Regions from separate parts of the Homo sapiens genome. Here regions 1 and 2 are each linked to region 3. Evidence: chromatin loops called from intact Hi-C (ENCODE). Cell type or tissue: A673. All regions are shown on one strand.

Region 1 (5,000 bases), 190 kb before region 3:
TAGGTCCTGTTCATGATTTAGGAGTAATTGCTCATCTTCCTTATTTCCACGCCTCTTTTCCAGTTTCTAAGACAGCATCTGGGCATATGTAAGAAGTTTAGCTTGCATAATTTGAGAGAGCAGAGATGCAGAGTTCTCTTGGCTCTTGCTGGGTCTCCAGGTGACCACGGCCTCCCATATGCCCTTCATCCAGACCTGGGCTAAGTAGTCCACCTGTAGCCCCTGCTGAGGAAATGGGAGTGGTACCCTCCCTCCCTCTCATCAGCCCACTGATGACTCTGAAGAGGACATGCTAGCTCCGATCTCAGCTTCCTCCTGGATCCATCCCCCTTCCCCCTGGAGAAACTACAGGAACTCCTGAGTCCCTTCCATTCCTAATTACACTGTGCCCCTACTTTGGTGTATTTGCACCTGAGATTGGGGCAGGGCAGCCACTCCAAGATCATTTTCAGAATCCAGGTGAAAATCAGGGAGAAGTCTCTCTGTCCCACCCACCTCCCACCACCTATCTGACACCTCTCCAGAGAGAAGAATCAACACACCTGTCCTAGCTTTGCACTCCTACTTCTGTCTCATTTCACTATGCCTTGAGATGGAAAACAGTGGGTTTTTCTTTTACTTCACTGACATTATATCTAGTTTTTATGAAACCCCAGGTTTCACAGCCAAGCTACTATAGGCAGAGAGGCCATCTTCCCTATACTCTGGGAAAATGCTACAATCTAGCATTATCAGGCCTAGACTTTGTTTTTCAAAGGGAAATCAATGGAATGAAACAAATTACCTCTCTCCACAAATCATAGCTTTCCAGCCCATTTTCTTGCTAAAGTGATGAAATTTACACCCTCTCCTGCCTTTGGGTAGTAAGCCTCATAGGTTTGAATCAGGTGAAAAGTTGCAATAAAACATGATTTTAAGAATGTGACAGATTAATTTTTTTTTGCCCAAATTCTTCACCTCTCCCTGTATCCATGACCTTTCCCATGTAATACTGCAGCTCAACCCATGAAAGGCTGGGTGTTCCTCCCCAACCCTTGACTTCGGGCTTGGCCCTGTGACTTGATTTTGCCAGTGGTATGATAAAAGCAGGAGCTTGTACAATTAGACATACCTTCTTGCACCTCTGCCCTTGGAAGAATAAGGGGAGAGAGGAGGAGGAGGAGGAGAGGAGGGGAGGGGAGAAGGAGGAGAAGGGGAGGGGAGGAGGAGGAGGACGAGGAGGAGGAGGAGAAACAGCAGCAGCGAGCCCACTTATTCAAGAAGAATGCGACATGGAACAGACCCAGACCAAAGCTTAAAGCAAAGCCTGGTATAGATGAGGCCAACCCCCCATGTGACTACAGATGTGTGAGAAATAAATGTTTGTAGTTGCATGCCTGTGAGATTTGTTTATTACACAATCTTATTGTGGCAAGAGCCAATAGATTCAAGATGGAAGTTAGACAACATCAGTTTAATATTTGCAAAACATTACTGTCACATGACTGCAGTCGTCAGGCGATGAAGAATCCCTGTGGTAGTTACTCTGCAATAGGCTTCTCACTCAAAAGCTCCATCACGCAAACGAAGTTAACATAGAGCACCACTCTCACCTTAGCATTTGCCCTCTACAAATGAAGTACTATCATCCTTTTAAGATTTTTATCTCTGGAATTGGGAAGGACTTAATTTAGTAAGGATGGATTGGCATTTAGAAATGAGAAAGAGAAAGAAACAAATCTTTAACTATATAATCAAATGTATAATTTAAGGAGATTTACTAATTTAGATATAAGTTTTAATAGGCTCTCTCTATTTTGACTGAATTCCCACCCTATGGAATTTTGGCTTAATTGTCCTTGGGTGGGGCCTCATCATCTTGAATCTTCTCTGATAATTCTAATGTACAGGCAGGGCTGAGATGGCAGAGATGAAAATCAGATTTGTATTAACTTGGTCCTTTCTTTCCTAGATCCTATTGAAGTGCTAATATAGTTTCACTTCAGCTATTCACCTTCTAATCTTTCTAGGTCCATCTATTTTTTAACAAATATTTCTTTCTAACGTTTTGTACAGTATTTGATTGTCCGTGTTATTTACAAGCTCCAATTTTAAACTTTAAAATGACAAATGCAAAGAGAAAGGAAACGTTTCCAGCTAACAGGTCAGGTGATAGAGACAATAAGAGCCGTGGATAAAAATAGCTTCCAAATTATAGCCCCAGGTTTTCTTATTATTTAAGCCATATTGTACTAAATTTTCTAAATTTAGCAGCCACTATAGCACTCCCTGGGCCTTTTGATAATATTGACAGATTCTGAATGCTTTTGTGTCAAAGCACTAACTATAACTCTTCTAGACACTTCTTGTTTTCAGAAATCCAATTAGACAAAACCGAAGGTGATTGGAGCATCTGTTCTTCCTCAACAGATTTTGGCTTTTCGTCATATAAGTAATCACCTTTAATTTAATTTAATCACCTCTAAATCAACCAGCAGAGTATATTTAGTTATACAATAAAAAATAAATAAATGTAATCCCACTCCCTCTGGTGGCACAATCTACAAATATCCACTGAGGGTGTAATTTGGTTAAAATATTCAAAATGGATTAGAGGACTCTTCCATATTTCGTTTCTTTTTCATTCAGGAGACACTGATACAAATCCATCTCTCCAAAGGGAATAGTTTATGAGTTTTGTTAAAATACATAACAAAAGAAGCAGCCACTTTTTTCAAAGCTTCTAATGTATTACACACCTCATGCCAATGTATACAGAGAGAAACTCTCTGAAGCAGGTCTAAGTATCCATTATTTATCTTTGCAAACCAGAAAGTAAGTTCTTAAAGTTTCAAGATTTTATACAGAGATGGTATTATGAATATATTATGTTGTTATTATAGATGTTATTATGACTATATTAGTATGATGCTATTATGACTATTATAAAACAAAAAATAATAACAACTGTGCCCTATGCCATTGACTCCCCAGTTTCATGGAAATAATTATGAAATGACTGATCAAGTTACAACAAAACACAGAAGGTATAAACTTCTGTGTTGGAGAGCTCTATGCTGTGATAAGGATATCATAAACAGTAGGCATATCAAATATTTTTCTAAAGATACAATCACACATAAAAACATGTTTTCTCAAAAACAGCTGATTAGATGTGCATATGGCTTTTTATTACTTTGCAACTTTTTTTTCCCATTAGAAGATATTTTATTTCTACAGTATACATAGGCATGGTGGCCTGTGGAGAGACCCAAAGAGGCTCCTGCCCCCAACACACTTTACAATTCCTTTCTCTTTGTATGAAAATCCATATTGTATAACAAAATGCATACTCTGGACCTAGTCTGCCCAGCTCATCTAATCACTAGCTGTGTCACCATGGGCAAGTTCAATTCACCCTACTGTACCTTTGAATGCAGGTAGTATGTTAGAGGAATGCAGGTAATGAAAGGGCTCACTCATGGAGCTGTTGCAAGGTATAAATAAGTTTTCCTATGGAAGAAGCTTAGAACAGTGTCTGGCACAGAATAAGTGCAGCGCAAGTGTTCAATATTATTGTTGATGTTTGACTGAATAACAGAACTATAATACGTGCAGTTTCAGCTTCAGTCATACTGGACTTTTCTCAGTTGTTTAAATAAAATATGTTTTCTCCAGCCTTAGGATCCTTTCACATACTTTCCCTCTTCCCTACACTGTCTAATACTGTGACCACTAGCCACATTTAGGGCTATTTAAAGGTACATGAATTAAAATTAAATGAAATTTAAAAGTCAATCCATTAGTTGCACTGGCCACATTTAAAGTGCTCAATCACCATATGTGGCTAGTGGCTATTGAGTTGGACAGAACCAACATAGAGCTTTTTTATCATCACAGAATGTTCTATCAGAAAGCGCTGGTGTAGACTGGTCTTCCTTTCATTTTAATTCCTATGCAGTCTTCATACTGCTGCTTAAATATCACTTCTTCAGTGAATCCTTCCCTGACCAAGTCAATGTTAGGTCCCTCTACAAATCTTCCCAGATCATGCTGGATATTTCCTTCAGAGATTTCTTACATTTATACATATGTTTAATGAAGTATTCCCACTAGGGTGTAAGGACTTTGAAAAAAAGGGATCATATACGCACATAGTAAACACCTAATAAATATTGCAGACTGAATGACTATAATAGGAAATTTATAAAATCACTTAATATTTTAATAGCTAATATATATCACATGCTTACTGTGTGCTGGGCACTATTCTGAACACCTTATGTGTTTTAAGCTATTTAAGTCTAACAACTCCATGAGGTATTAGGTGCTTGTATTCATTATCTATTGCTGCATAATAAGTTACCATAAGCATTGTAGCTTAAAACAACATGCATTATTATCTCACAGTTTCTGTGGGCTAGAGGTCTAGGTGTAGCTTATCTGAATCCTCTGTTTAGGTCTCACAGACTGTAATCAAGGTGTTGGGTAGGCTGTGTTCTCATTTGGAAGATCAACTGGAGAAGAATCTGCTTCCAAGCTCACTTAGGTTGTTGACAGAATTGATTTCCAGAAATAAAGTGGGCAATATCCTAAAAAAGATCTGTCTCTCTCCTAAACTTCAGTAGGAATTTTTAACAGTCAACATCTTAATGTAAGTCAGAGGTAGGGGATAAAATCATATCCCTATTCTTCTAAATAGCAGGAAAGGCATAGAAAGAAAGAGGAATTAATATATTTTTCCATCATTCTCCTTTCCTTTACCAAAACTGGTAAAGGAGTTCCCCTGAAGAATTTGACTCTTACCATCTTGAGGGAAGAAGATGTGATTTCAAAGTTCCCATTGGTTCTTTGTATAGCTAAAGGTAGAGGCCTCTGCAAAGGCCATGTCTTTTTACAGAGCTCTTTAGTAAGCTTTTGGCCGAAAAAAAAAAATGGGTCAATGAACTAGTCTGGAAAGGGAAAGGAGTTGTGTAAAGCTAAATTAACCAGGCATAAAAAATAAGGAGTACATTTGGATG
Region 2 (5,000 bases), 590 kb before region 3:
TCAGAATCGGAACTTATTTGGAAATAGGGTCATTGCAGATATAATTAGTTAAGATGAAGTCATGCTGGAGTAGGGCAAGCCCCTAATTCAATATGATAACGTCCTCATTAAAAAGGGGAAATCTGGACACAGACACACACACAGGCAGGACACGATGTGAAGATGAAGAGAGAGGTTGGGGCGATGGTTCTTCAAGCCAATGAACAGCACCCAAGAGTGCCAGAAAACTACCTAAAGCTAGGAGAGAGTCGTGGAACAGATCTTCCTCACAGGCCTCACAGGGAACCAACCCTATGGACACCTTGATCTCAGTCTTCTAGCAAACTAAGGCAGGAGGGAAAGGGCTAGGGAGGCAGTTCAAGAAAGTGCCTTAAGGTAGTACCTTTTTAGTAGAAATTGGAAGATTGGGAGTTTTTAAGGGACTAAGTTGTGCCATAGCCCTGAGGTGGGGAGTGATCATGATCTCTTGAAGGAATGGAAAGAAATTGGTTGGCTGCAGTTTACAGTAAGTGAAACAGCAGCTTGGAATGAGCTGAGAGGTGAGGCAGGGGCCAGGTCATGCAGGGCCTGACAGGCCATTAAGATAGTGGTCCCTTAAGAGCAATGAGAAGACACTGACATGCGTTAAGCAAAGGAGTGACACGAGTACATTTGCTTTTTAAAAAGGGTCATGCTGGCTGCAGTGTGGAAACTAGGAAGGAATAATTATGGATGTGGAGAGATCAGCTAAGAGGACAAAGATGATGGGCTGGGGTTGAGAGAGGGAAATTGATGAGCTCTACAAATGTTTAAAGCTGACCAAACAAGATTCATTATGGTTAGTAAAGGGGAGTAGAGTCCACAGTACAATGAATGGAGGGTGTTATCATACCCTGTGATGGGCAATCCAGAGGAAGACCTAGTTTGGGTAGGATGTAGAAGGAAAATACAAATTTGGTGTGCAATAGATTGAGTTTGAGACACCTTTAAGACAGGCCAGTGTAGATGTTGAGTTATACAGGGAGCTTGGGAGGAGAGGTCTGTGCTGGAGATTTTGGGGAATAATCCCAGAGTAGAGCATGAGTGAAGCCCAGGTCATGGGCAAGGTCAGGAGTGAGAAGAGAAGAGCCAACAACTGCAGACTCCAGGAGTTCCAGTGGTGAGGCTGGTGCCCAGGAATAAGCTGGCCAAGGAGACTGGGAAGTGATGGCTCAAGAAGTAGGAGGAAAACCATGAGGACATCATGCTGCTGCAAAGAGTGTGAGCCCTACTCCCACCTTAGTCCAACGCTGAAGGCACATGCTAATTTACTTTAAAATGGTTTAGTTTTAGTGTGATTTGTTGCATTATTAAGGGGGTAGATTTGGAAGTTAACTTGGCTTTCAAGGTGACCAGAATAAAAAGAGAGAGTGGAACCACGGAAGATAGATACTGGATATTCAGCACTTGTAATGGGGAGCATGACCTGGGTTCCCCACTACTTCCCTGTACAACCACTTCTAGGTCCCTGGTCCTGGACTGGAGAGCACCCAGCAGTCCTTTCTGCTGGAGCAGCCCAAAGTAGACCTGGTAAGGAAGAGAAGAAGGGCAAAGGATGTGGAGACAAAGAAGAGACAACAAGGGGGAAGAGCTCATCTTTGTGTTAGATATATACCAGATAGTAATTTGCATTTGTGGTGGGAAGTGGTTCTCTGTTCCATTCTCACCTCAGAGGAGGAAGTGGGTCTTTTAACATAACTTAGCAAAGATGTAATGAGAGGAGATCAATCCTAGTAAGAGGAGTTTGTCTGTTCCCTGAGTCTTAACTCTGCAGGACATGAAGATGCAAAGCAAATGGGACCTGCTGGCACAAGAGGCAGCTTCTGATCAAGTCAGAACCCTGCAAGAAAAGGGGAAGGAGAAGAAGGGGAGGGGAGGCCAAGGGAGAGGAGCCCCTCAAGGCACCTATGGGAGGAAGAATCAGGAATGACTGAAGGGGGATTTCTGGAAGCTGGGGAGAACAAATATTTGTGCCATCCTCTGGACATGGAGAGTGTTCAGGATTTGGTTCTTTCTCATTAGGCCTATATGCCTTCGCAGCCATTACTGCACGCCATGCCCAGGGTTATAAATATGTAATCTCATTCAATCTTCATGTGAACTCCGTGGATAATTACGAAGATTCCCCATTTCAGACAGGTTGCTGACTTGTCCAAGGTTGAACAGCTAGAAAGTGGCATCTCCAGGATTTAAGCGCAAGTGTGTCCAGCTCCAAATCTAAAGCTCTTTTCTGCACTATATGTTATCCAAAATGGCTTATCATCAGACTTTTCCGGGATTAAAAAAAAAAAAAGAAATTCTTGGCCCCTTCACTAGAGATTGAGATTCAACAGGTCTGGGGTATGTCCTGGAAATAAATATTTTCAAAACTCTCCCAGGGATTCTGATGATTTCTTTCTAGGTTGGGGGCCATTGACTTCCACATTGCCTTAAGTGAATAAAGGAACGACATCATAATAGACTACGGAGGATTTTTTTATGTGGAATATTTTTGAAAAATTGAGTCTGAAGAAGCCAAGAATTTTTAGTTTTATTAAACTAATCTATCCATAAATTCATGGACCAAGTTTTTGCTTTGATAGTATAAATATGTAGTTTCACAGATCTCTTTCTTCCATTTTCAGCCTTTCTATTTAAACACACAATTCTAATAAGGGTTCAGTGGTAGATATCTTCAAGAACTCTCTCCAGGTTGAGTTTCTCCCTGGCGTTTGAAAAGAGCCCAAGGAATCACACTATTCCTTCACAAAAGCCACTAGATGGCAGCAACTAACATTGCACCTGGGATCTCTTCATTAAATCCTTTGCCACTTGATTTGAGAAGCACTGCAGAAAATTGTTGGTGAAATTGGCTTCTGCTAAATTAACCAGTCAGATGAAATTGCCTCAGAATTCTGGGTTTGTGTGCATGTTCCTTTTCCCTGCCCAGGAAGTGAGATGCCTCACTTCATCATCTTCAAAGAGAACACAATGGAAGGAACTACCAGAGAATCGGTTAGAATGACACCTTATTTTCACTTTATAATGTAAGTATCATTTGTCTAAAGACTTCTGGATTATTTGACTTCTCAAACAAAACAAATGATCAGCATAATCAGTTGAAGCGTCTGCTAGGAGATTTGGGAATCTGGTGAAGGGCCAGGGGACTCAAGAGTGCTGATATGGGGGTTGCAATGTCAATTGATTGGTCAGGGTGGGTCTTATAGGGACAGTGAGATTTGAACAAATATTTGAAGATGAGGGAGTTATCCAAGGAGATCATCTGAGGACACACTATATGTGTGGGGGAAACACCTCCAATTTAAGCTAGACCTGAAATGGTTGGATAAGAAGGTGATCAGGCCAGAGGGGACAGTGCTAATCAACTCCTCAATAAAAAGGCCCATTTGATTCGGAGTTCCCTGGCAGAGGCTCTCAAAGCCTCTCAGCTCCAGGCTGGATAACGCTAGTTCATGACTTGCTCTTTATTTGAGGAGTAGATGTTTAGGAAGTAGAAGGTGCCAAAAATATATCTCAAATAATTTAGCATACAATTAGATTTGGTTTAATAATTTAAAATAATTTTAGAATTTTCTTTGGCAGAAATTAGGCTATTAATTAGCATGTCATGAGGACCCAGCATGTATTATTCTCTCAAAAACTCATTTGTGCTGGAAAATGTGCTGAGCTTCATTTGTGAAGATAATTATAGCTGATCTCTTTGGGAGTGTCTGCCAAGTTTCTAGTGATTTCCCTCCTCTCTGGGAGCTGACTTCAGAGTCTACAGGGGAGATGACTCTGCCCACATATCTACTGCATGAGCATATCCTCTGGCCATAGCTCATTGGACCAGAGCTGAAATCATGAGCAAAGCTGAGCCGATATCCTTTCTCCTAGGAATCTGGAATTGGAGTCAAAAAGGCCAATCTGTCCATTTGACTGGAACTGTAAGATACAAGCTCAGGGTGGCCATATTTCATTGTGTACCTGAAGAACAGAAAAAACTGATCTTTGGGGAGAAAGAGTATAGCAAATGCACAGAGAAGAACTTAGGGATTGAGAGAGCTCTGCATTTCAGGTTGCAAGGTATAATTCTTCCCTGAAGCTTAGGTGTCTCCCAGATCTTTGGTTCAATAAAACATTCCTATATCCTTTGATTAATCATGTTAGTTATTTTTGCTAGTCAATGAGACTTCTAATACAGTCATGTTACAGTGATGGTACAGACTTCTAATACAGTGATTACAGGTCTGCAGTAGCAGGGAGTGCACTTTGAGTGCTTTATCCCCCCTCCAGCAGGGATGATGGGTCTCACTGTCATTCATTTACTCATTCATTTTACTCACAAACCTTTGTGGATCTCATATTAAGTATTAATGGCTGAAGACATAAGATTGAATAAGACATAGTCTTTGCAACCTACAGAATGGGAGAAAATTTTTGCAGTCTATCCATCTGACAAAGGTTTAATATCCAGAGTCTGCAAGGAACTTAAACAAATTTACAAGGAAAAAACAAACAACCCCATTAAAAAGTGGGCAAAGGACATGAACAGACACTTCTCAAAAGAAGACATGCATACAGTCAACAAACATGAAAAAAGCTCAACATCACTGATCATTAGAGAAATGCAAATCAAAACCACAATGAGATACCACCTCACACCAATCAGAATGGCTATATTAAAAAGCCAAAAAACAACAGATGCTGGAGAGGTTGCGGAGAAAAAGGAATGCTTTTACACTGTTAGTGGGAGTGTAAATTAGTTCAACCATTGTGGAAGACAGTGTGGTGATTCCTCAAAGACCTAGAGGCAGAAATACCATTTGACCCAGCAATCCCGTTACTGGGTATATACCCAAAGGAATATAAATCATTCTATTATAAAGATACATCGATGCATATGTTAATTGCAGCACTGTTCACAATAGCAAAGACATGGAATCAACCTACATGCCCACCAGTGATAAACTGGATAAAGAAAATGTAGTACATATACACCA
Region 3 (5,000 bases):
TTTTAGAAAGATATCTCTGAACACAGTGTGGAGAAGGGACTGGAAATAGAGGAACTGCAAGCAAGAAAGAACATCAGTAAAGAGGCTCCTGCAATAGTTTGGGCAAGACATGATGCTGGCTGAAGGCAAGGAGGATGGCAAAGAAGGGTAAATTGAACAGTCACTCTTAGGAGACAAAATGAATGGGGCTTTGCTACTGAGTGGATGCGAGAACCGAGTGAAGCAGAGAAGAATTAGAGATGGCACCCAGATTTCTAACTTAGACAATGAGGGTTCCCAAATGGCTCAGTTTCCTTAACAGCTCAAAGAGGAGGAAGAAGGTGATAAGCTCCAGATCGCATGCAGGTGGCAGGGCTGTACTTGAATAGGGGTTAGGTCACCTCTTTCTTTGAGTCAAAAAGGAAGGTGGGCCCAAATACACTGGGGGTGAGCACAGAGGAAAAATGAAGGGGTTTCTACATGCTGACCTCACATCAGGCCCCTTTTTACAGATGAAAACAGTAAAGGCTCAGAGCAACTAAGAGTCACCCAAGACCACACCATAAATTAATAGCAAGGCTAGAGCAATAAGAAGTTTCCCCATGGCTCCTCCCAGAATATTACAATGTTTCCCTTTACAAGTTAGGACAAGACCAAACACTTCAATTTCCTGGACATAAAAATGGCAAGGGGTTCATCTACAAAAGCTAAGAAGAACTGTGTACAATTAGGCCTTTCACTGTTCTGAATGTCCAGCTCTTGGCAAAAGCACATTATGGAGAAGAATGGGGTATCCATCCCCTCAAGCTTTTATCCTTTGAGTGACAAACAGTCCAATTACACTCTTTAAGCTATTTTAAAATGTACGATTAAATTATTATTGACTATAGTCACCCTGTTGTGATACCAAATAGTAGGTCTTCTTCATTCTATTTTTTTATTTTTTTGTACCCATTAACCATCCCCAGCTCCCTTGAATCCTCCACTACCCTTCCCAGCCTCTGGTAATGATCCTTCTACTCTCTATGTGCATGAGTTCAATTATTTTGATTTTTAGATCCCACAAATAAATGAGAACATGTGATGTTTGTCTTTCTGTTATTTTGTAACCTGATACATTTGAACACTTATTTTCTTTATTCTAAGAAAAATGGTTATAGTCCTACTAGCCTTGAGGCCATACCTTTTATAATGTGAAAAATAAATGTTCTTTTGGATGAATAAGGTGAGTGCAGGCCCCAGAGTCAAGTAAAATATATATATATAATATACGTTATATATATTATATACAATAGTACGGGTAATAATTATAATAAGGAACTTTTGCAATGACAATGATAAAAGAGGCAAGAAAAGTTGTTAATGATTCATCAGAACACATTTCTGCTATCTTTTCAATACATACAATTTTTTTGGTCTCCTGGCTTTACTCATCCAAAAATCAGTATTTGGAACTCTTAATAAATTGAGTTTAGGGTTTTGAAAATATAATTCATGAGTCACTAGAGATAGAGCAAATACCGATAGAATAACTTCATGTTTCTTATCAATATTTCCTTCTTCATTATCTTCTTAAAATGTCCAAGACCTAATGCAATAGCCAGTTCTTTATTGCCAGTCAGGTCATATAACTGGTGCCAAATTGGCTCCCACTTGTGTTTTAGGCTGACTTTGACTTCCTGATAGAAACTGAAGCTTTTTTTTTTAACTCAAACACCCCAGTGAGGAGTAAATGTAGAAATAAGGGAAAGACAGACTGCTTCAACATTTGATTTTATCTTTCATATATCATATGCTAATAAAATAATCAAGAGTATTTGTCAAAGTATTTGACAAGACACTAAGCAGTTTTCAGTATCTCAAGAGAGATATAATGACAGCAATATAAATCATGATTAACCCTTTAGGTATTTCAAATTATCTAAGTAAAATCAGGAGGAAGGATATTCTTTATGCATTTCAAATAGTGCTGACGACAAGGGAGATAAAATGCACCATGACAAGAACCTGTGCGAATGTCGGATGGAGTAAAGGAATCCAGATGCTGTCTTTCTAATTTGTGCCCCATGGGCACCTTTTTACATGCTATTTTATGCAAGAGATCATCTCTGACCCCTCAACTCAGTTTCCCTTGTTGTCTCCTTCTATTTCATCTAGTGCATTTCCTATGATTATACTAATCTTGCTGTACTATAATTTTTTGTATTACCTCTTTAATTGCCTGTCTCCCCACCAGAGAGTAAGCTCCAAAAAGCCAGACTATCACTACTGTTTATCATTGTAAGCCTAAAGCCTAGCAAGTCCCTCACAAGTTGTAGGCACATAGGAAGTATTCGTTGAATGAATGAATGGATAGATGGATTGCAAGGTTTACAGAAGCAACTTTTTTTTCTGAAGAGACTTATTGATTATAAGACGTCACATTTTAAAAGATAAACAATAGTATGTAATGAAGGATTTGGGTTTGGGGTGGGAAAGAAATCTAGATAACTAATTGTAATAGCTACTTTCAATTGTAATAGCTCCTTTCCTTTTCCCTCTAATAGAATCCTTTTGGGCCGGGCACGGTGGCTTATGCCTGTCGTCCCAGCACTTTTGGAGGCGGAGGTGGGTGGATCACCTGAGGTCAGGAGTTCAAGACTAGCCTGGCCAACGTCGTGAAACCCCATCTCTACTAACAACACAAAAAAAATTAGCCGGGTGTGGTGGTGTGCACCTGTAATCCCAGCTACTCAGGAGGTTGAGGCAGGAGAATTGCTTGAACCCAGGAGGCGGAGGTTGCAGCGAGCCGAGATCGCACCACTGCATTCTAGCCTGCGCAACAGAGTGAGACTCCATCTAAAAAAAAAAAAGAATCCTTTTGGCCAGAGCGTTCCTTTTTAGTTGACTGCAGCGACACCTACTGCTGAGTTCAAGGAAGAGCCATCTTTTAATTTGCTGATGGTAGGTGGTGCCTGAGACAAGACCACAGGGTGTTTGGATGTCACCCTGTCATCATGCATAATGATTCTTACAGACAGGTATCCCCATTCCATGGAGAAAATACTTCTGTGTATATTTCATTAACATATCACAGTAAATTAGGGACAGAGCCCTAAATAGCAACTTCTGGCTACAGCGCCCCTCCTTGGGGGCTTGCTCAAATAAGCAGAAGGGACGATATCACATACATTTGCCTCACTAGAGGAAATGCATAGCAAACACAGTTCCTCTTTATCTGAATACCACCTTTATGTCTATATTTGGCTTCATGAAATTCCCACCTCTTTGGGAATTTGCCCCATAAAAATATGGCAACTCCAAGCTAAATAAATGATGAGAAGAAGAAAAGAAACACACCAAAAGCCTAGAGTAGTATAAGGAATCATTCTTATGCCATTTTTAAAAAATAAAAAACTGTTGTTTTTCTAGTGTCCCTTGTTCACTTAAGAAGTCACTCTGTGTTATCCTCATCACTAAAGTCAATCTGCTGGTTATGCTATAAAAAGTATAAAAGATACTAGAGGCTGCTTTGATTGTGATTACACTCAAACATATCCCAAGCTGCTGTCCTCTTTATCAGGTTGTTCTATTACTGAACACCTATTCTGGTGTGGGCACATTCATGTTCACTGACTTTGAGTTCTAAAGTAGTTATTATCCTAACAAGCAATCAACTGTTACTTCCTCTTAAGCTCCTCACTTAATCAGAAAGGATGGGTTTATTTACTTCACTGGGAAAAAAAAATAGTCTTCTAACCTTGCAATCTACTTTTAGACAGACTTTTTTGTTCAACGTATGCTCAGAAGACATAAGATGATGTGACTACTACTAGCTCAATGGAGTTCTTTGTTTAAGCAGATCAAAGAGAAGAGACGTGAGAAATCAAGGAAACCACCCGGAAGCCCTAGACCTGGCCTTTCTGCTCACTATCTGTGCTCTTGGAGCAAGTTATGAACTATCCTGAGCCTCAGTGTCCTCAACAGTAAATGGTAACACTAATAACTCCCTGTTTATCTCAATGCTAGGGTTGTTAGAATTATTAGAGGAACAAACAAGATGTGTGCTAAAACATGTAGTAAACTACAAAAAGGCCATACAAATTTAACAAAGTATCATCTCAAATCCCAAAATTGAATCATTGAGGTTTTATTATATTTGCCTTTCTCTTGATAAACCAACAAGCACATTTAAAAGGCTAAGTACAACAAGCAGCCATAAAAATTCAGAATTTAAGAATGCAGGAAACCTGAAATTCACCTTGATTCAAGCTTTTGCTTAAGATGAAGTAATTGCAGGGATAAACTCATGGGGACAACCTCATGCCAGGCTGCAAGTCCCATGCAGCCAATTGATTCTCACAAGATGATTTCACTGGTTTTTGTCAAGTTTTTCTATCTGTAACTAACTTATGCTTGCAATTCATCTACCATTTGACAAGTGGAGTTGTACCCTAACCCACTCTTTTCCCAATAAATTTATGAACATTAAATCAGATATGTAATCTACTGTTAAACTATTCCTTATCCTGATATGAATTATATTCATTAAACTGAAGCTTCTCTCCGCTTTGGCAGTGGATGCAACACAGTTCTTTTTTTTTTTTTTTAGTTTAATTTGCAGTATTAACATTACTCCATCACTTTAAGTCTAGACAATCAACAAAACAGTAAATCAAGCTCTGATTTGTAGTATTTATTAATTTCTGTGGTGTAAATCCTCCCACCATGGCCAATTTCCAACCACCAATATGACATCACAGAATGCAGAGTTGGGAAAAGATACACAGTAGCACACCATGATGCGGTTTTCCACCATACCATGCAATAGACGTAAATAGCCTCGAAAGCCCAGACAGAAGTAACATGTAGTAAAATAATTAGGAAGTGAAGAGTTTTGAGCATATGAAAATATTGTAATATAATTTATTTAGTTGTAAATTTATATAATTTGATTTCTATTAATGGCTAAGTTTAAGAGCTGACTTTAAAAATTCCCAAAAGTTTTAACCATTAGCTCTTGCAATTCAATATGTGCTGGC

Evidence for each region. Hi-C counts contacts between places; a loop is a spot of excess contacts. Peaks named below come from ENCODE experiments on the same cell type or tissue, not always from the same donor. Only the 100,000 strongest peaks of a DNase experiment are listed, where the experiment ranks them.
Region 1: it touches region 3 in a loop (4-fold over the local background); 14 of 110 quality-filtered maps call a loop at or near these places.
Region 2: a loop joins it to region 3, with 5 times the contacts of the local background. A loop is called at or near these places in 92 of 110 quality-filtered maps.

Annotation. Positions count from the first base shown.
Region 1 is chr14:57,881,855-57,886,854 of GRCh38, forward strand. It overlaps a transcript of SLC35F4 not described here. Among named protein-coding and RNA genes, the nearest start is that of SLC35F4, 18 kb to the left of the region's middle. In A673, CTCF peaks have their summits at 2,524 (motif pointing left) and 2,724; no DNase peak of the experiment used is centred here.
Region 2 is chr14:57,484,176-57,489,175 of GRCh38, forward strand. All of the region lies in intron 2 of CCDC198 (coiled-coil domain containing 198), which reads right to left. Among named protein-coding and RNA genes, the nearest start is that of CCDC198, 7.2 kb to the right of the region's middle. In A673, a CTCF peak has its summit at 2,774 (motif pointing right); a DNase peak (open chromatin) is centred at 2,786.
Region 3 is chr14:58,069,902-58,074,901 of GRCh38, forward strand. All of the region lies in intron 5 of ARMH4 (armadillo like helical domain containing 4), which reads right to left. Among named protein-coding and RNA genes, the nearest start is that of ARMH4, 80 kb to the right of the region's middle. RefSeq lists enhancers at 2,710-3,004, 2,736-2,785. In A673, a CTCF peak has its summit at 2,906 (motif pointing left); DNase peaks (open chromatin) are centred at 1,970 and 2,870; H3K4me3 peaks cover 625 bases; H3K27ac peaks cover 1,436 bases.